2 separate regions of the Homo sapiens genome follow, and region 2 is linked to region 1. The links are chromatin loops, found by intact Hi-C in ENCODE. Cell type or tissue: dorsolateral prefrontal cortex. All regions are shown on one strand. Each heading gives the region's core, and the rest is flanking DNA. Links, peaks and the distances in the headings are about the cores only. Region 1 overlaps GTF2F1 (general transcription factor IIF subunit 1). Region 2 overlaps TUBB4A (tubulin beta 4A class IVa).

What was found. Hi-C counts contacts between places; a loop is a spot of excess contacts. Peaks named below come from ENCODE experiments on the same cell type or tissue, not always from the same donor. Only the 100,000 strongest peaks of a DNase experiment are listed, where the experiment ranks them.
Region 2: a loop joins it to region 1, with 2.4 times the contacts of the local background. A loop is called at or near these places in 6 of 110 quality-filtered maps.

The regions. Positions count from the first base shown.
Region 1 is chr19:6,376,271-6,386,149 of GRCh38, forward strand. It overlaps GTF2F1 (general transcription factor IIF subunit 1), which reads right to left. Exons shown (of 13, transcript NM_002096.3): 6 at 7,041-7,225; 7 at 5,427-5,580; 8 at 5,284-5,345; 9 at 5,089-5,208; 10 at 4,852-4,925; 11 at 4,634-4,772; 12 at 4,303-4,420; 13 at 3,302-4,215. The coding sequence ends at 4,011. Among named protein-coding and RNA genes, the nearest start is that of PSPN, 5.3 kb to the left of the region's middle. In dorsolateral prefrontal cortex, for the core only: no CTCF peak of the experiment used is centred there; a DNase peak (open chromatin) is centred at 2,359; H3K27ac peaks cover 1,159 bases.
Region 2 is chr19:6,491,098-6,500,976 of GRCh38, forward strand. It overlaps TUBB4A (tubulin beta 4A class IVa), which reads right to left. Exons shown (of 4, transcript NM_006087.4): 4 at 3,222-5,124. The coding sequence ends at 4,067. Among named protein-coding and RNA genes, the nearest start is that of TUBB4A, 6.3 kb to the right of the region's middle. In dorsolateral prefrontal cortex, for the core only: no CTCF peak of the experiment used is centred there; no DNase peak of the experiment used is centred there; H3K4me3 peaks cover 3,850 bases; H3K27ac peaks cover 1,822 bases.

The DNA.
Region 1 (9,879 bases), core at 280-4,279:
GCATATGTGAGTGCTGGGAAAGGTGGCTTGGCAGGGGACTGAGTCCACGGGAACCCTCCATGGTGGCTCCCGCCTGGAGGATTAGGACATCATGCCCCTGTCTCCGGGCCTGGCTGAGCCAGCATCAAAACAGGAAAAGGGAGAGGCCTGGGGACAGCCAAGGGTGGGGACACAAGGGGACAGGGACGCCTGTCTCGGGAAGGCCAACCTGAGACCCCTATAACTGCAGCCCCATCCTGGGATCTGAGCATGTCAGAGCCCCCGGGGCGATGGAGGCTGTCCAGGTCATGGTAACGTCTAGCACGATGCAGACAGATAAGGGCTCTCGAGGCTTCCATACCCAGCCCCGTGTGAGCCCAGTCCCCTCACCGGTACAGGGGAGCTCCTCAGAACCCCTCCTACTCGGCTTGGTGAGGAAAGAGATGGGCACTTAGAGTGTAAGGCAGTGCCCGTAGCTTCGAATGCAAAAACAAGCAAACAGCTTGTGATTGTCCGAAGGGGTGCTTGACTCTAAGCACCCACAAGATTGGGGAAAATCAGAAAACCCTCACACACAACCCGTGTGACCCAGGTGCACCCTGTGCTGTTGGTGGGGGTGTAAATTGCTAGCAGCTCTTTGGATGAGCAGCTGCTACTGGGGAATTGTAAATTACACCCTCTGCCCCAGGAGCCCTGTTTGCGGGGTTCCTCCCACACAGGCAAGTGAAACAGCCAGCACAGGGACATCTGATGCCTTCTTCATATTAGGAAAGTCTGGAAGTGGCCTCAACTCCATCCGTGAGGGATTGCTTCGATGATTATGTTGTGGTTTTTCTTACTGAAGTGCTTATTGAGATGATAATTTTCCGATGGAAAGAAAAGCCTGGGCTTGGCGTGGTGGCTCATGCCTCGGGAGGCTGAGGCGGGTGGATTACCTGAGGTCAGGAGTTTGAGACCAGCTTGACCAACATGGTGAAATCCATCTCTATTAAAAATACAAAAATTAGCTGGGCATGGTGGTGGGCGCCTGTAATCCCAGCTACTCGGGAGGCTGAGGCAGGAGAATTGCTTGAACCTGAGAGGTGGAGGTTGCAGTGAGCTGAGATTGTGCCATTGCACTCAAACCTGGGCGACAGAGCGATACTGTCTCAAAAAAGCCTGGCGGGGCCCAGTGGCTCATGCCTATAATCCCAGCACTTTGGGAGGGTGAGGTGGGAGGATCACTTGAGGTCGGGAGTTTGAGACCAGCCAGGCCAACATGGTGAATCCCTGTCTCTAACGAAAATACAAAAATTAGGCGAGGCACAGTGGCTCACGCCTGTAATCCCAGCACTTTGGGAGGCCGAGGTGGGCAGATCACCTGAGGTCAGTTCAAGACCAGCCTGGTCAACATGGTGAAACTCCGTCTCTATTAAAAAATTAGCTGGGTGTAGTCCCAGCTACTCGGGAGGCTGAGGCAGGAGAATCGCTTGGAACCCAGGAGGCAGAGGCTGCAGTGAGCCAAGATTGCACCACTGCACTCCAGCCTGGGCAGCAGCATGAAACTCCGTCTCAGAAACCCAAAAAACAAATTAGCTGGACCGTGGTGGGGCGTGCCTGTCATCCCAGCTACTCAGGAGACTGAGGTAGAATTGCTTGAACCCAGGAGGCGGAGGCTGCAGTGAGCGGAGATCATGTCACTGCACTCCAGCCTGGGCGACAGAGCGAGACCCCATCTCAAAAAAAAAAAAAAAAAAGCCTGAAGTCACCCAGAATTAAGCAACGGTCCTGGTATTTGAACCCAGGTCCTCCGTGAATGCAAAACCCCTGCTCCTCACCACAGGGCCTCACCACCCAGCCTCCTTACATGAAGGCCCAGGCAGTGGGGGTGGCTGGGGCGAAACTGCTGAGGCAGCGGCTCCCTCCAGAGCTGCCTCCCTGCTGCCCAAGAAGGCCTGGTGGGAGAAGGGGGAGGGAGGTTGGCCTGAACTGGGACATTCCGAGGAATTAGCCAGACATCTCAGGCATTCCTGCTCGGCAGCCAAGGGCTGCAGAACTGGGTGGGGAAGACTTCCACCTGCAAGTTTCCAACCACCGGCAAGACAGAAGGGATTGCCCGGAAGATGGGTTCAAAAGTAGTGGCTGCAGGCAAATTCCATTTCCAGCCATATTAATGTTTCCAGCCACATTTTCCAGTTCCATTTCCAGGAACTGGAAAAGCCCTCCCTTACAGAATGCCTGGCAACGCCAGATCAAATATATGCATGACCGAGCTTGTAAGAAGGGAGAAGCCCCCCGAAACATCACCGGGAACCTCAAACATAGGGACCCACAATCGGGGCAGTGGGGGGGGTTGGCTTTGGTGGCCACCTGCAAGCTGAGAACCACACACAAAATGGGCTGGGGCTGGCGCTCCTGGGTAGCTAGCGAAAGCCAAGGCTGAACCATCTGGAAGGACTGCCTGCAAAGTAGGCCACCCCGGATTCCCACAGAGCCCCCAGCTGGCCATGAGCATCCAATCCCAAATCACAAGAAAATCTATCACTAAGGGGAGTCAGAAGAAACAAAAGGATGCCCGGGAACTTCAGCTTCTAGGATTGTCAGACCTCAGTCAGGATGAGTAAAATAAAAACATCAGCCAGGCGTGGGTGGGTGCAGTGGCTCACGCCTGTAATCCCAGTACTTTGGGAGGACGAGGCAGGCAGATCACCTATGGCCAGGAGTTCGAGACCAGCCTGGCCAACATGCTGAAACACCGTCTCTACTAAAAATACAAAAATTAGCCAGGCGCGGTGGCGGGCGCCCGTAATCCCAGCTACTCGGGAGGCTGAGGCAGGAGAACTGCTTGAGCCCAGGAACCAGAGGTCGCAGTAAGCCGAGATTGTACCACTGCACTCTAGCCTGGGCAACAAGAGTGAAACTCTGTCTCAAACAAAAACAAAAACAAAACACATTAGCCAGGCATTTAATGGTACACGCCTGTGGTCCCAGCTACTCAGGAGGCTGAGGTGGGAGGATTGCTTGAGCCCATGAGTTCAAGACTGACCTGGGCAATACAGTGAGACCTCACCTCTACAAAAAATTAAAAAATTAGCTGGGCGTGGTGGTGTGCACTACTTGAAAGGTTAAGGTGGGAGGATCGCTTCAGCCCAAGAGGTGGAGGTTGCAGGGAGCCAAGACGGTGGACACTGCAATCCAGCCTGGTGAACAGAGCAAGACCCTGTCTCAAAACCTAAAATATAAATAAAAATAAAACCATGAAAGATGGGACCAAAACATAAGGAATAAGACATTATCCAAACAGAGTAGCAGATCTAAAAAGGAAACAAAGAAATCTGAGCAATTTATTATTATTTTTTATTTATTGAGACAGAGTCTCACTGTCACCCAGGCTGGAGTGCAGTGGCGTGGTGTCAGCTCACAGCAACCTCCACCTCCCAGGTTCAAGTGAATCTCGTGCCTCAGCCTACGGAACAGCTGGGACAACAGGCTCCCGCCACCATGCCTGGCTACTTTTTTTTTTTTTTTGTGCCAGGATTTCATTCTGTCACCCAGGCTGGAATGCAGTGGCACCATCATAGTTCACTGCAGCCTTGAACTGGGCTTAGCCTCCCAAGTAGCTGGGACTGCAGGCGCTCACCATCATGCCCAGCCAAAACTGAAGACTTACTGGGCTATGTGGTGGATAAGTCACAGCTGAAGAGAGACTTAGGGAAGTGGAAGGGAGAACTGTAGAAGTTACCCAGTGGGCAGCACAGGCCCTTGGTCAGTGTGAGGGAGGCCGAGCCAGGAGGAGGAGGACAATAAGAAGGCCTAACAGGCATCTGAAGATTCCAGAAGGAAGGGCCAGAGGAGGAGATGGCTTAACTTTTCCAGAATTGCTAACTACGGGGCCCTGGGAGTCAGGGAGCAAGCAGGATGTCGAAGGGTCACTGAGAGCCTGAAGTTCTGGAGGGCAGAGCCATGTATTGGACAGAGCCTCACTCTAGGATGGCGAAGGGGCAGTGAGAGCCTTAAGTTCTGGGGGGCAGAGCCATGTATTGGACCAAGCCTCACTCCTTGAGGGAGAAGTGCATTTTGTCGTTGATCATCTTGCGCTCGGGGTTGAGTCGCTTGAGGATCTGGGCCAACACGTTCACTGTCTGCTCGCTGCTCAGCCCTGTCTTCTTGGTCTGGAACTTTTTCAGCAGGTCCTTAGTGGTCATGGGCTTCCGTGTCAGGTAGCGGCGCACGGCATCCTCAGTCACCTGCACGTCGCTGAGGATGGGAGGACGGGGAAGGTGGCATCAGTGAGATTGTCCCCAGTAGCCCTTGCCCTGCCCCCTGCTGTCCTCGTCAACTTACCCGCTGTTGGGTGTTGTCTTGCCTGATGGTGGCTGGGGTGTCGACTTCCCAGACAGGCTCTGGGGTCCCGTGTCCAGCCGCAACCGCTTGGCTGCAGGCATCTCGCTCACCCGCTTCCCTGTGGGAGTGGGGTCAGGGCTGAGTCTTGCAGGCAGGAGGCAGAACCCCTGGGCAGGACCCCAGGCTGGGCAGTGCCAGGATTAGGGTTCAAGGGGATCAGGGAGAGACAGGCCTCCACCCGCATCTCCATCCCCTCTCTGTCCTGAGCCCCAACAGAGGTCAGGAGGCTGTGGCTGTGGCTGTGGGGAGCGGGGAGGCCACGGGCACTCACCTTGCTCGAGTTTGCTGGCAGCCGCCCGCAGGGTGGAGGAGGTGCTGCCACCCTCTGCGCTGGGCGTGCCTGGGCGGCTGTTGCCCCTTGAGCTCCCTCCCGACGGCTTCCGCTCTCTCTTGGGTGGCGTCTTCTTCTTCTGCAGAGGTCAGGGTTGGGAGGTGGGTGAGTCTGCAAACAGACGCCCAGGCCTCCCCCGCCACCGGGCTGGGCCTTACCGCCATGAAGAGGGCTGAGGAGGCCTCGCTGTCAATGTCGCTCTCCTCTGAGCTGTCCGACTCCTCGCTGCTGTCTGCGGGGCACAGGAAAGGGGTCAGGGCCAGAGCAACCCCGGGACCCGGTGCCCACTGGTGCCTCCACTGCAGATGAGGGAGGCCTGCAGGGGAGAGGGGAGGAGGTGGCAGGGCGCCAGGGCCCGACCCAAGCCTCCAATATGGGGGCCACATGCGCCGCACCTTTCCTGCGCTTCTTCTCCTGCGGGGTGGGTGCCTTCTTCTCCTCCTCCTCCTCCTTGTCCTCCTCAGGCGGCTTCTCCTCCTCACTCTCCTCACTACTGTCGCTCTGCTCATCGACACCTGGGAGGGGCAGGGTATGAGCAAGAGCAGGGAAGCACCGCCCCCATCTCCCCGGCCCGCCCAGCCATCGCCTACCCTTGGGCCCCTCCTCCTGCTGCGGCGCCTTGGCCTTGCTCTCAGGCTCTTCTTGGGAGCTACTGTAAGACGGGGATGGCAAAGGATGAGCGCGCGCTCGCGAGGCTGCATGGGGTCTCGCAGGCGCCTCCCGTCGGCCTCACCTGGAGCCGTCTGACATGTAGTCCACCTCTTGGCCCTCGAAGTCCCCATCATCGCTGTCCTCGAAGGCCTCGTCGTCTGAACCCTTCTTCTTCTTCTTTTTCCTGCCGCCCTTGGCCAGCGGCGCCTTCTTCTTGGCCTTGGGGACTCTGCCCCCTGGGAAGGGAGGAAAGGAAGGAAAGGAGGGAAAGTGAGGAGGAAGGCAGTGGGTATTTATTGTGTTTTTCACATTTTGTGCAGTTTTGACATCCTGGGGGGCCTCACTGACTGGGGAGACTACACCTCCAGGGCCAGCCCAGGAGCTCAGCTCTCCTAAACAAACTCCCGGCAGACCCCACACCCCCACCCACCTTCTCTAGCGCTCACAGACCACTCCCCCTCTCCCAGACCACCCGGGCGAGGCACCTGATAACCAGGGACACAGCCCCTACAGCCCGGAGCGCACAGGAGTTATTGAAACTGGTCAACCTAGAGTTGCAGTTTCTCATAGGAACCCCCGTAAAGGCCACAGCCAGGCCAGGTGCAGTGGCTCATGCCTGTCATCCCAGCACTTTGGCAGGCTGAGGCGGGAGGATGGCTTGAGCCCAGGAGTTTCAGACCATCCTGGGCAACACAGTGAGTGAGACCCCAGTCTCTACAAAAAACACAAAAATTAGGCCGGGCGTGGTGGCTCACGCCTGTAATCCCAGCACTTTAGGAGGCCGAGACAGGCAGATTACCTGAGGTCGGGAGTTTGAGACCAGTCTGGCCAACATGGTGAAACCCCATCTCTACTAAAAATACAAAAATTAGCCAGCATGGTGGTGCATGCCTGTAGTCCCAGCTACTTGGGAGGCTGAGGCAGGAGAATCACTTGAACCTGGGAGGCAGAGGTTGCAGTGAGCCGAGATTGCGCCATTGCACTCCAGCCTGGGCAACAGAGCAAGACTCTGTCTCCAAAAAAAAAAAAAAAAATTAGCCGGGTGTGGTGGTGCACGCCTGTAGTCCCAGCTACTCAGGAGGCTGAGGTGGGAGGATCGTTTGACCCTCGGAGGTCAAGGCTGCAGTAAGCTGTGATTGTACCACTACACTCCAGCCCATGTGAGAGAGAGAGAGATCCTGTCTCAAAAAAAAAAAAAAAAAAAAGAAGGGCCATGGCTCAGCTCTCCCGGGCTCTGGCCTTGCCTCCTGACTGACATCACTGCTCCTCCAGGCGGCCTCGCCTGACTCTCATTCTTTTTTCTCTGAGACGGAGTCTCTCTCTGTTGCCCAGGCTGGAGTCCAGTGGCGTGATCTCGGCTCAACACAACCTCTATCTCACGGGTTCAAGCAATTCTCCTGCCTCAGTCTCCCGAGTAGCTGGCACTAGAGGCATGCACCACCATGCCCAGCTAATTTTTGTGTTTTCAGTAGAGACACGGTCTCACTGTGTTGGCCAGGCTGGTCTCAAACTCCTGATCTCAGGTGATCTGCCTGCCTCAGCCTCTCAAAGTGCTGGGATGACAGGCGTGAGCCACTGTGCCCGGCCCCACTTGCCTCTCATTCTAGGGCCACTGTGAGCGATGGTAGACTTTGCCTTCACTGGCACTGCCTGAGCAGGCACCTCTGTGACCTAATGCCCAGGCGCCCGTACTCACCCTCCTCACCACTGGCATCACTGGCATCGGACGACATCTCCAGGTCGTCCTCCAGGTCGTGGATGCGCAGCTCGCTCGCCTTCCTGCGGCCACGTTTCTCCTTCTCCTCCTCATCCTCGTCCTGGTCCTGATCCTTGAGCCGCCGCTGCTGCATGATGCTGAAGTGGTTCAGCACCTTGTTCCTCCTGCGGGCCAGGCACAGGGGGGCTCATGCCGGGCCTGGCACCACCCTGCATCTGTGCTTGCAGGGGGCGAGCCCCAGGGCACCACCCACATAGCCTTCAAGGTGATGTGGCCCCCGGGGACTTGGGCTGTGGCACAGGACTCCCTGAAACCACACGGATAGAGCCAGCCCTTCCTGCCTTCCCGTTCTGCCCCGAGTCCCTCAAAGAGCAGGTCCCCATGTGCTGCTGGAGTCTCAGCACCTCCCTCGGACTCAGAGTCTGGCCCCAATCCAGTCACACTGGTTTCTTGCTATTTTTTATTATTATTTTTTTATTTTCTGAGACAGAGTATCGCTCTGTCGCCCAGACTGGAGTGCAGTGATGTGATCTCGGCTCACTGCAACCTCCGCCTCCTGGCTTCAAGCAATTCTCCTGACTCAGCCTCCCAGATAGCCGGGGTTCCAGGCGCCTGCCACCACGCCCAGCTAATTTTTTTTTTTTTTTGTATTTTTAGTAGAGACAGGGTTTCACCATGTTGGACAGGCTGGTCTCGAACTCCTGACCTCATGATCCACCTTGGCCTCCCAAAGTGCTGGGATTACAGGTGTGAGCCACCGTGCCCAGCCAGATCTTTTGTTATCTTAATTTATAGATGTATTTTTCTTTAATGACAAAACATACTGTTTCCATTGGAACAATGTAACGTTGTCTCATTGCTCAGGGAAGCTTTAAAAAACAGGACTGCAGGCCAGGTTGGGCGCGGTGGCTCACGCCTGTAATCCCAGCACTTTGGGAGGCCGAGGCAAGTGGATCACCTGAGGTCAGGAGTTTGAGAACAGCCTGAACAACATGGTGAAACCTCATCCCTACAAAAAATTAAAAAATTAGCCGGGCGTGGTGGCATGTGCCTGTAGTCCTGACTACTCAGGAGGCTGAGGGAGGAGAATCAATTGAACCCAGGAGGCAGAGGTTGCAGTAAGCTAAGATTGCCCCACAGCACTCCAGCCTCGGTGACAGAGTAAGAATCTGTCTCCAAAAAAAAAAAAAGGACTGCATTTAATAGGAATGCATCTAACATGGGCAAGGCCCAGGCTGGTGTGAAAGATAATGAAACTGCTGCTTAACACTGTGAGTGGCTTTACCACACTGAGCCATGCACCAAAAAACAGTGACAGTTTGGTGCAGTGGCTCAAGCCTGTCATCCCAGCACTTTGGGAGGGGAGGCCGAGGCTGGAGGCTCGCTTGAACCCAGGAGTTTGAGACCAGCCTGAGCAACATGGCGAGACACCATCACCATTTGTTCTTTTCTTTTCTTTTCTTTTCTTTTGAGTTGGAGTCTTGATCTGTCACCGAGACTGGAGTGCAATGGTGTGATCTCGGCTCACCACAACCTCCACCTCCCGGGTTCAAGCAATTCTCCTGCCTCAGCCTCCCGAGTAGCTGGGATTACAGGTGCCCGCCACCATGCCTGGCTAATTTCTGTATTTTTAGTAGAGATGGCATTTCACCAAATTGGCCAGGCTGGTCTCTTGGCCAGGCTGGTCTCGAACTCTTGACCTTGCGATCCGCTCTCCACGTGCCCAGCCTGAACAGTTCTTAGCTAAGTAGATTTAACATCTGATCAAGAGATGGCATTCTGGCCGGGCACCATGGCTCACACCTGTAATCCCAGCATATTGGGATGCCAAAGCGGGCAGATCACTTGAGGCCAGGAGTTGGAGACCAGCCTGGGCAATATGCTGAAACCCCTTCTCTACTAAAAGTACAAAAATTAGCCAGGTGGGGAGGTGCACGTGTGTAGTCCCAGCTACTCGCAAGGCTGAGGCAGAATCGCTTAAACCCAGGAGGTCGAGGTTGCAATGAGCCAGTGAGCTGAGATGGTACCACTGCACTCCAGCCTGGGTGACAGTGAGACTGTCTCAAAAAAAAAAAAAAAAAAAAAAAAAAAGAGATGGCATTTCTCCTTTGGTTAACATCCAGGTTTTACACAATTCTATAAAATGCCAAATTCTTCTCCCTAAAACTTACAAAGCAGATTCTAAGGAAAATACAGCAAAAGCGAACCTGCCCCCCCAGCAATGATTGATCGACTGATTTTACAGTGGAGCCCCAGGAACTCAACCAAAGTGGAGCAGGCAGGCAGACCTGGGGGCTGTTGTTCCAGGGGAGCAGGGGTACAGAAACTGCCCCACAGGCTCGGAGGCTCATGACCTGGTGGGGAGGACGCTCTGACTTCGTGCCATTTACCGGGGTTGCTTTTGGAGCTGAGCCAACCTATGACTCTTCAGAAATTTTAAAACCAAAGAAAATGATTAAAAACTAAAGCAGGGGCTGGGCATGGTGGCTCACGCCTGTAATCCCAGCACTTTGGGAGGCCGAGGCAGGCAGATCACGAGGTCAGGAGATCGAGACCACGGTGAAACCCCATCTGTACCAAAAAAATAGAAAAAAATTAGCCGGGCATGGTGGCAGGCGCCTGTAGTCCCAGCTACCCAGGAGGCTGAGGCCAGAGAATGGCATGAACCCGGGAGGCGGAGCTTGCAGTGAGCTGAGATCGCGCCACTGCACTCCAGCCTGGGTGACAGAGCGAGATTCGGTCTCAAAAAAACAAAACAACAAAACTAAAACAGGCCGGGCGTGGTGGCTCACGGATGTAATCCCCACACTTAGGGAGG
Region 2 (9,879 bases), core at 4,697-8,696, 120 kb after region 1:
TTCTAAAGATGGCCATGGCTCTATTACTCACCCTACGTGCTCTTCTAGAATCTTGCCACTCTACCATCAAGAGCTGGAGTGTGGGTTGGGCATGGTGGAACATGCCTGTAATCCCAGCATTTTGGGAGGCCAAGGCGGGTGGATCACCTGAGGCCAGGAGTTTGAGACCAGCCTGGTCAACATGGTGAAACCCCATCTCTACTAAAAATACAAAAATTAGCTGGGTGTGGTGGTGGGTGCCTGTAATCCCAGCTACTCAGGAGGCTGAGGCAAGATAATTGCTTGAGCCCAGGAGGCGGAGATTGCAGTGAACCAAGATCATGCCATTGTACTCCAGCCTGGGCGACAAGGGTGAAACTCTAACAAAACAAAACAAAACAAAATAAAAGAGCTGGAGGATGGACCAAGTGTGGTGGCTCATGCCTGTAATCCCAGCACTTTGGGAGGCTGAGGCAGGAGACTAGCCTGGGTGACAAAGTGAGACCCTATCTCTAATGTCTACTAACAATACAAAAAAATTAACCAGCTGTGGTGGCATGTGCCTGTAGTCCTAGTGACTCTGGAGGCTGAGGTGGGAGGATTGCTTGAGCCCAGGAGTTTGAGGTTTCAATGAACCATGATCACACCACTGCACTCTACCCTGGGTGACAGAGTGAGATCCTGTCTCAAAAAGAAAAGAGCTGGAGTCTGTACTTCATCCCCTTGAATCTGAACAAGGCTTAGTGACTGCCTTGTTGGTGAGTCCTGAATAAGTGACACTGTATGACTTCTGAAGTTAGGTCATAAAAATGCAATCCGTTTTTTTTTGCATTTACTTCTGTCCTGCTCTCTTGGGGTGTTTGCTCTGGGGGAACCTGGCAGCCATGTTGTGAGGAAGCCCAAGGGGACTATGGAGAGACACTAAGGTCTTTGTTCTCCTTACTCCTGCTGAGCCCCCAGCTGATAATTGGCACCACCTGGCCAGTCTGTTGTGAGCCACCTTGGAAGTAGATCCCTCTACCTCTGGCTAAGATGCTCTGGCTGATGTCATAGGGAGCCTAAATGAACTGCCTCGCCAATCCTTGCTCAGATTACAGATTTGGGAGCAAAATAAATACCTGTTTTTGTCTTAAGCCACTAAGTTTTGGGGGATTGTTACACAGCAAAAGCTAACTGATAATGCTCTTCTCTCTCTAAACCTTGGCTTGGAAGGGGATAGAAGCTTAGGCCTTCCAGGGTTGGTGTGAGGCTTGCATGAAATGAGGCATGAGTCATGCACACAGAAAAGTTTCATGTGGGTGAGCTGTGTTGTTACTCTGGCAAGATTGCCACTTGGGTGCCAGCTCAGGCTGCCATCTTCCTGGCACCCTTCCCTAGAGATTCCCCTTCCTGCCTTCCATATTTGCAAGGTGCTGCACAGAGAACAGCAGTACCTCTGCCACCAAGCACCCACTCTGTGCTCCTGAGATCTCCTCAGATCCTCACGAACAATTCTGAGGTGGGTGTGTCAGAGACGTGTGAACCAGAACAACTCCATCTTGAATAGGAGCTGGGTAAAATGAGGCTGAGACCTGAGACCTACTGGGCTGCATTCCCAGATGGTTAAGGCATTCTAACTCACAGGATGAGATCGGCATAAGATACAGGTCATAAAGACCTTGCTGATAAAATAGGTTGCAGTAGGCCGGGTGCGGTGGCTCATGCCTATAATCCCGGCACTTTGGGAGGCCGAGGCGGGTGGATCGCGAGGTCAGGAGATCAAGACTATCCTGGCTAACACGGTGAAACCCCGTCTCTACTAAAAATAGAAAAAATTAGCTGGATGTGGTGGTGGGCGCCTGTAGTCTTAGCTACTCGGGAGGCTGAGGCAGGAGAATGGCGTGAACCCGGGAGGTGGAGCCTGCAGTGAGCCGAGATCATGCCACTGCACTCCAGCCTGGGCGACAGAGTGAGACTCTGTCTCAAAAACGACAACAACAACAAAGCAAAACAAAACAAAACAAACAAACAAACAAACAAAAAACAGGTTGCAGTAAGGAAGCTGGTCAAAACCCACCAAAACCAAGATGATGATGAGTGACCTCTGGTTGTCCTCACTGCTACACTCCCACCAGCGCCATGACAGTTTACAGATGCCACGGCAATGTCAGGAAGTCACCCTACATGTTCTAAAAAGGGGAGGCATGAATAATCCACCCCTTGTCTAGCATATCATCAAGAAAAAACCATAAAAATGGGCAACCAGTGGCTCTCATCTGTGGAGTAGCCATTCTTTGTTTTTTTTTTTTTTTTTTTTTTTTTTGATACGGAGTCTCGCTCTGTCACCCAGGCTGGAGTGCAGTGGCGCCATCTCAGCTGACTGCAACCTCTGCCTCCCAGGTTCAAGTGATTCTCCTGCCTCAGCCTCCCAAGTAGCCGGAACTATAGGCGCCTGCCACCACGCCCAGGTAATTTTTGCATTTTTAGTAGAGTTGGGGTTTCACCATGTTGGTCAGGCTGGTCTCTCCTGGCCTCAGGTGATCCACCCACCTCAGACTCCCAAAGTGTTGGGATTACAGGCATGAGCCACTGCACCTGGCTCCTTTATTTATTTATTTAATTATTATTATTTTTTGAGACGGAGTGTCACTCTGTTGCCAGGCTGGTGTGCAGTGGCGTTATCTTGGCTCACTGCAACCTCTGCCTCCCAGGTTCAAGCGATTCTCCTGCCTCAGCCTCCGGAGTACCTGGGACTACAGGCGCCCACCACCACGCCCTGCGAATTTTTTTATTTTTAGTAGAGATGGGATTTCGCCATGTTGACCAGGCTGGTCTCTCCTGGCCTCAGGTGATCCACCTGCCTCAGCCTCCCAATGTTGGGATTACAGGTGTGAGCCACCGTGCCCTACCCCTTTACTTTCTTAATAAACGTGCTTTTACTTTATGGACTTGCCCTGAATTCTTTCTTGAGATCCAAGAACCCTCTCTTGGGGTCTGGATTGGGACCCCATTCCTATAACAGTTGTGGGGGGATCCTGGGGGAAAACATACGATCCCATTTTACAGGTGGGAAGACCGAGGCTGAGAGAAGGCAAATGGCTTAGTCAAAACCTCAGGGTTAGTGGGTGGCCTAGCCTGGCCCGTCTGATCCCTCCCCAGCACGCCCCCCATCCAGAGATGAGATGTCATCGGTACCCTCCTCCATCCTGTAGAGAAAAGCCCGCACTTGCTGTAAGAGAGGAAAGAGGGATTCGGCAGAAACATCCATGACAACAATTAATTTATTTATTGAGGGTGAGGCAGGGAAGCGGGGAGGGAGGGTAGGGGTGACCTCTCTTCCTCACAGGCACCAGGCCTTGTTTCTCTCCCAGATAAGCTAAGGTCGGCAGGGGCTGAGGGGAGTGAGGCAGGGAGGATGCATGGGGCCTGTGGGAATCAGAGAGAAGCTGGGGTCAGAGGTAGGAGCTGACGCTGTGGGGGGTGGGGGGTGAAAGGTGAGGCAAGGTCAAAGGTGAACTGCAGCTCGGAGGGAGGGGTCCAATATAAACCAGGACTTGCAGGTGTAGAAGTAAAATGGGACTCATAGAGGGTGAAAGAGAAGTTGGAGTCAGAGGGGATTCAGAGATCAAAGAGAAGTTGGGGTCAGAGGTAGGAGCTGGGGCTCAGGTGGGGGGTTAAAGGTGAGGCAAGGTCAGCGGTGAAGTGCAGCTCAGAGGGAGGGGTCAAACATAAACCAGAACTTATAGGTCTAGAGGTAAAATGGGATTCATGGGGGGCAGAGGTCAAAGGTGAAGCAGAAGTCAGGGGTGAAGGAAGGTCTGCAAAGTTAAAGGTGCGGTTTCCAGAGTCAGAAGGGGTGAAGCGGGGCTCCTCCTGGGAATGTCAAGGTTGGAAGAGCTCAAGGGGGTTAAAGATAAATTAGGGCTCAAAGGGGAGCCAGGGTCGGAGATGAAGTAGCCAGAGGTAAAGCGAGCTCCAAAGGTATTGTTAGGGTCAGCGGGGAGTCAGCCTTGGAGGGAAAGCGGGGCTCTAGGGTTCAGAGATGGGGGGCCTAGCGGATCAAAGGTCAGAAGCCTCGAGGGGACAGGTGGGAAGCGATGGGAGCAGCCTAGGCCACCTCCTCCTCCGCCTCCTCCTCGAACTCGCCCTCCTCGGCCGTGGCGTCCTGGTACTGCTGGTACTCAGATACCAGGTCATTCATGTTGCTCTCGGCCTCGGTGAACTCCATCTCGTCCATGCCCTCGCCCGTGTACCAGTGCAAGAAGGCCTTGCGCCGGAACATGGCCGTGAACTGCTCGGAGATGCGCTTGAACAGCTCCTGGATGGCCGTGCTGTTGCCGATGAAGGTCGCGGCCATCTTCAGGCCGCGGGGCGGGATGTCGCACACGGCCGTCTTCACGTTGTTGGGGATCCACTCCACGAAGTAGCTGCTGTTCTTGCTCTGCACGCTCAGCATCTGCTCGTCCACCTCCTTCATGGACATGCGGCCCCGGAACACGGCGGCCACGGTCAGGTAGCGGCCGTGGCGCGGGTCGCACGCCGCCATCATGTTCTTGGCATCGAACATCTGCTGGGTGAGCTCGGGCACCGTCAGGGCCCGGTACTGCTGGCTGCCCCGGCTGGTCAGGGGTGCGAAGCCGGGCATGAAGAAGTGCAGGCGAGGAAAGGGAACCATGTTGACGGCCAGCTTGCGCAGGTCGGCGTTCAGCTGGCCCGGGAAGCGCAGGCAGGTGGTGACCCCGCTCATGGTGGCCGACACCAGGTGGTTGAGGTCCCCGTAGGTGGGGGTGGTCAGCTTGAGGGTGCGGAAACAGATGTCGTAGAGTGCCTCGTTGTCGATGCAGTAGGTCTCATCCGTATTCTCCACCAGCTGGTGCACAGACAGCGTGGCGTTGTAGGGCTCCACCACCGTGTCTGACACTTTGGGCGAGGGCACCACGCTGAAGGTGTTCATGATGCGGTCTGGGAACTCCTCGCGGATCTTACTGATGAGCAGCGTGCCCATTCCGGACCCCGTGCCACCCCCCAGCGAGTGGGTCAGCTGGAAGCCCTGAAGGCAGTCGCAGCTCTCGGCCTCCTTCCGGACTACGTCCAGGACAGCGTCCACCAGCTCTGCGCCCTCCGTGTAGTGCCCCTTTGCCCAGTTGTTGCCGGCTCCGGATTGGCCTAGAGAGGGAAGGGGAGGGGACACACATGCAGTTATGGGGAGCCCCAACCCTTGACTCTGTCTCTCCACCACCTGGAGGGCCTCTAGTAGTTGAATACTAGTAACTATCAAAAATAATAACAAATAGCCGGGTGCGGTGGCTCACACCTGTAATCCCAGCACTTTGGGAGGCCGAGGTGGGCGGATCACGAGGTCAGGAGATCGAGACCATCCTGGCTAACACGGTGAAACCCCGTCTCTACTAAAATTACAAAAAAAATTAGCCGGGAGTGGTGGCGGGCGCCTGTAGTCCTAGCTACTCGGGAGGCTGAGGCAGGAGAATGGCGTGAACCCAGGAGGCGGAACTTGCAGTGAGCCGACATTGTGCCACTGCACTGCAGCCTGGGCAACAGAGCGAGACTCCGTCTCAAAATAATAATAATAATAATAATAATAAATAATAACAATTATAGCCAGGTGTGCTGGTGAGCGATCGTAGTCCCTGGCTACTCGGGAGGCTGAGGCAAGAGAATTGCTTGAACCTGGGAGGAGGAGGCTGCAGGTAGCCAAGATTGAGCCACTGCATTCCAGCCTGGGTGACGGAGTGAGACTCCATCTCAAAAACACACATACACACAAAACACTCCCCCGCCCCCTGCCTAAAAAAAAACCAAGACTGGGCACAGTGGCTCATGCCTGTAATCCTAACACTTTGGGAGGCAGAGGTGGGAGGATTGCTTGAGCCCAGCAGTTCAAGACTAGCCTGGGCAACCTAGTGAGGCCATGTCTCTACAAAAAAAAAAAAAAAAAAAAAAAAAAAAAAATATATATATATATATATATATATATATATATATATATATAAATTAGCCAGTCATGGTGGTGGCACACCTGTAGTACCAGTTACTAGGGGGGCTCAGGTGGGAGATTGCTTGAGCCCAGGAGTTGGAGGCTGCAGTGAGCTATGATCACACCATTGCAGCCTGGGAGACAGAGCAAGACCCTGTCTCTAAAACAAATAAATAATAACAATAAAAAGATTAATATTTAACATCATTATTAATAATAATATCATTTTCAGGCAGGGTCTTGGTATGTTGCCCAGGCTGGAGTACAGAGGTGCAATCATGGCTCACTGCAGCCTTGACTTCCCAGGTTCAAGTGATCCTCCTGCCCCAGCCTTTTGAGTAGCTGGGACTACAGGCTTATGCTACCAGATCTGGCTAATTTTTGTATCTTTTTTTTGTAGAGGTGGGGTTTCGACATGTTGCCCAGGCTGTTCTTGAACTCCTGAGCTGGAGCAATCCACCTGCCATGGCCTCCTAAAGTGCTGGGATTACAGGCGTGAGCCACCATGCTTGGCCTGTGTTTTCTTGTTAATCATGTTTATTGTCTGCAAGCTCACTGTGGAATGCAAGCTCCCGGAGGAAAAGAATCAGTATTAGAATATTGGCCAGGCGCAGTGGCTCATGCCTGTAATCCAGCACTTAGGGAGGCCGAGGCGGGCAGATTGCGAGGTTAGGAGATCGAGACCATCCTGGCTAACACAGTGAAACCCTGTCTCTACTGAAAATACAAAAAATTAGCCGGGCGAGGTGGCGGGCGCCTGTAGTCCCAGCTACTCGGGAGGCTGAGCCTGCAGTGAGCCGAGATCGTGCCACTGCACTCCAGCCTGGGCGACAGCAAGACTCCGTCTCAAAAAAAAAAAAAAAAAAAAAGAAGAATATTGGCCAGGCGTGGTGGCTCACGCTTGTAAACCCAGCACTTTGGGAGGCCGAGGCGGGCGGATAGCGAGGTCAGGAGATCAAGACTATCCCGGCTAACACGGTGAAACCCCGTCTCTACTAAAAATAGAAAAAATTAGCTGGATGTGGTGGTGGGTGCCTGTAGTCTCAGCTACTCGGGAGGCTGAGGCAGGAGAATGGCGTGAACCCAGGAGGTGGAGCTTGCAGTGAGCCGAGATCGCGCCACTGCACTCCAGCCTGGGCGACAGAGTGAGACTTTGTCTCAAAAAAAAAAAAAATGGAATAAAAAAAAGAATATTGGCCGGTATTACTGTGAACAGCTAACGTTTTCTTTCACCCCTCATCTGTCTCCACCTTAGTTCAGCTCCAGCATCACCCTCCTGGATAAGTTCAATTCCCTCTGTCCTGGTCCCCTGGCTCCTACCCTTATCACCCAGTCTGTCCTCTCCACAGTACCCACGAGAGGACACCTGAGAGCAAGTAAGTCAGGTCCCGTCCCTCCTCTGCCTACAGCCCTCCATGGCTCCCACCTACCTTGGGGTCAAAGCCCAAATCCTCCCTGCAGGCCACAAGGCCCTGCCGGACCTGCCCCATCCCCTCCCTCACTCTGCTTCAGCCGCAGCTGTTACTCCAGCTTTCCAGGTGTGGTCCTGCCCTGGGGCCTTTGCACTAGTGGCTTGGCTGCTTAGAATGCTTTCCCCCCAGGTATTCACCTGACTTTTTCCTCACTTCCTTCAGGTCTCAGCTCAATGCCACATCCTCAGAGAAGCCACCTCTGGTCACCCCCTCCCTCCTCCTCCCGAGCCTGGTGGTTTAGACTGCAGATTCTCGGGACTGACAAGACAAACTGTGTGACCTTGGACAAGTGACTTCCCCTTTCTGATCTGTTGGAAGATTTCAAAACATAATGATGCAGTTTTGTGGCCGTGGCCCATCATAGGTCCTTGGGAAATGGCTGGGTGAAATCAAGATGAAATGAGATTGGCCAAATGGTGTGAGTGATTTCAGGAGGACCAGAGGGCTTACAGTTGGGCCAAGAGATTCTATGGCCTCTGGGTGGCCAGGGGGTGGGAGGAGCATTAAAAGTGTGGGCTCAGACCAGGCGCGGTTGCTCATGCCTGTAATCCCAGCACTTTGGGAAGCAGAGGCAGGCAGATCACCTGAGAGGTCAGGAATAGGAGACCAGCCTGGCCAACATGGCGAAACCCCGTCACTATTAAAAATACAAAAAATTAGCTAGGTGTGGTGATGCATGCCTGTAGTCCCAGCTACTCGTGAGGCAGGAGAATCGCTTGAATCTGGGAGGTGGAGGTTGCGTCACTGCACTCCAGCCTGGGCAACGGAGACTCCGTCTCAAAAAAAAAAAAAAGCGTGGACCTAGTAGTCAGACCCTCTCCTCTGGCTCCTGACAGCCCCAGTGGCTTGCAGTGTGACTTTCTGCAAGTGACCTAACGTCTCTGTGCCTCTGTTTTCTCACCTGTAAAATGGAAGTAAGAGGCGAGTTGCGGAAAAGATTCAGAGAGGCAGGACAGGTCCTGCATTTAGCACGTCTTACATGCTGGGAGTATTGGAGGCGGGTGGAGCCAGGGTGGGGACATGCAGCCAGCTGGAGCCAGGAAAGCTTTCCCGGAAGGATTGTCCCAGGGTGTGGACACCCCACTATCTTCACATATGCTGTTGCCTCCGTCTTAAACATCTTTCCTCCCTTCCATGCCCTTTGGCCAGTCCAAATCCTACTCACATTCTAGACTGCAGATAGTAATGAAAACAACGACAAATGCTTATTTACCTCTTTCTCTGTGTCAGGCATTGTTCTAAACTCTACACATATTCATGACTTTAAGCTTCACAATTTTTTTTTTTTTTTGGAGACGAAGTTTCACTCTTGTTGCCCACGCTGGGGTGCAGTGTCATGATCTTGGCTCACCACAACCTCTGCCGTTCAAGCAATTCTCTTGCCTCAGCCTCCCGAGTAGCTGGGATTACAGGCATGTGCCACCATGCCTGGCTAATTTTTTATTTTTAGTAGAGATGGGGTTTCTCCATGTTAGTCAGGCTGGTCTCAAACTCCCGACCTCAGGTGATCCACCCGCCTCGGCCTCCCAAAGTGCTGGGATTACAGGTGTGAGCCACCGTGCCCACCCTGAGCCTCACAATTCTAATAGCATTTTAGAATCCCTGTTTTATTTGATCTTTTTTAGAGATGGGGTCTCACACCATCGCTCAGGCTGGAGTGCAGTGGCACCATCATAGCTCATGGCAGCCTCAACCTCCCAGGCTCAAGTGATTCTCCTACCTTAGCCTCACGAGTAGCTGTGACTACAGGTGCACACCACCTCACTCAGCTAATTAAAATTTTTTTCTTTTTGTAGAGACAGGGTCTCACCATGGTGCCCAGGCTGGTCTCGAACTCCTGACCTCAAGCTCTCTTCCTGACTCAGCCTCCCAAAGTCCTGGGTTTATAGGCATGAACCACCATGCCCAGTGAAATCCCTGTTTTAAAGACGAGGAGGCCGGGCAAGGTGGCTCATGCTTGTAATCCAGCACTTTGGGAGCTGAGTTGGGTGGATCGTTTGAGTCCCGGAGTTTGAGACCAGCATGGGCAACATAGAGAGACCCACCTCTCTACAAAGAAAACTAAAAAATTAGCTGGGTGTGGTGGTGCATGCCTGTAGGTCCAGCTACTTGGGAGACTGAGGCAAGAGGATCACGTGTGCCCAGAGGTGGAGGTGACAGTGAGCCGTGATCATGCCACTGCACTCTAGCCTGGGTGACAGCAGGACAGACAGACCCTGTCTGAAAAAAAAAAAAAAAAGAGGATTTTTGAGGCCCAGAAAGGCTGAGGAGCCCATCCTAAGTTATCCATCTGAATCAACCCCTGGCAGAGCTTTACTTATTTATCTCCTTTGTGGCCTATCACCTTCTACCAGAATGGGAGCTGCACTGGGGCAGAGAGGGAGCTCCGGCTGTTTGATTCTTACCTGGATCTCCAGCTTCTAGAACAGGGCCTGGTATGCAGTGAGTGCTCAC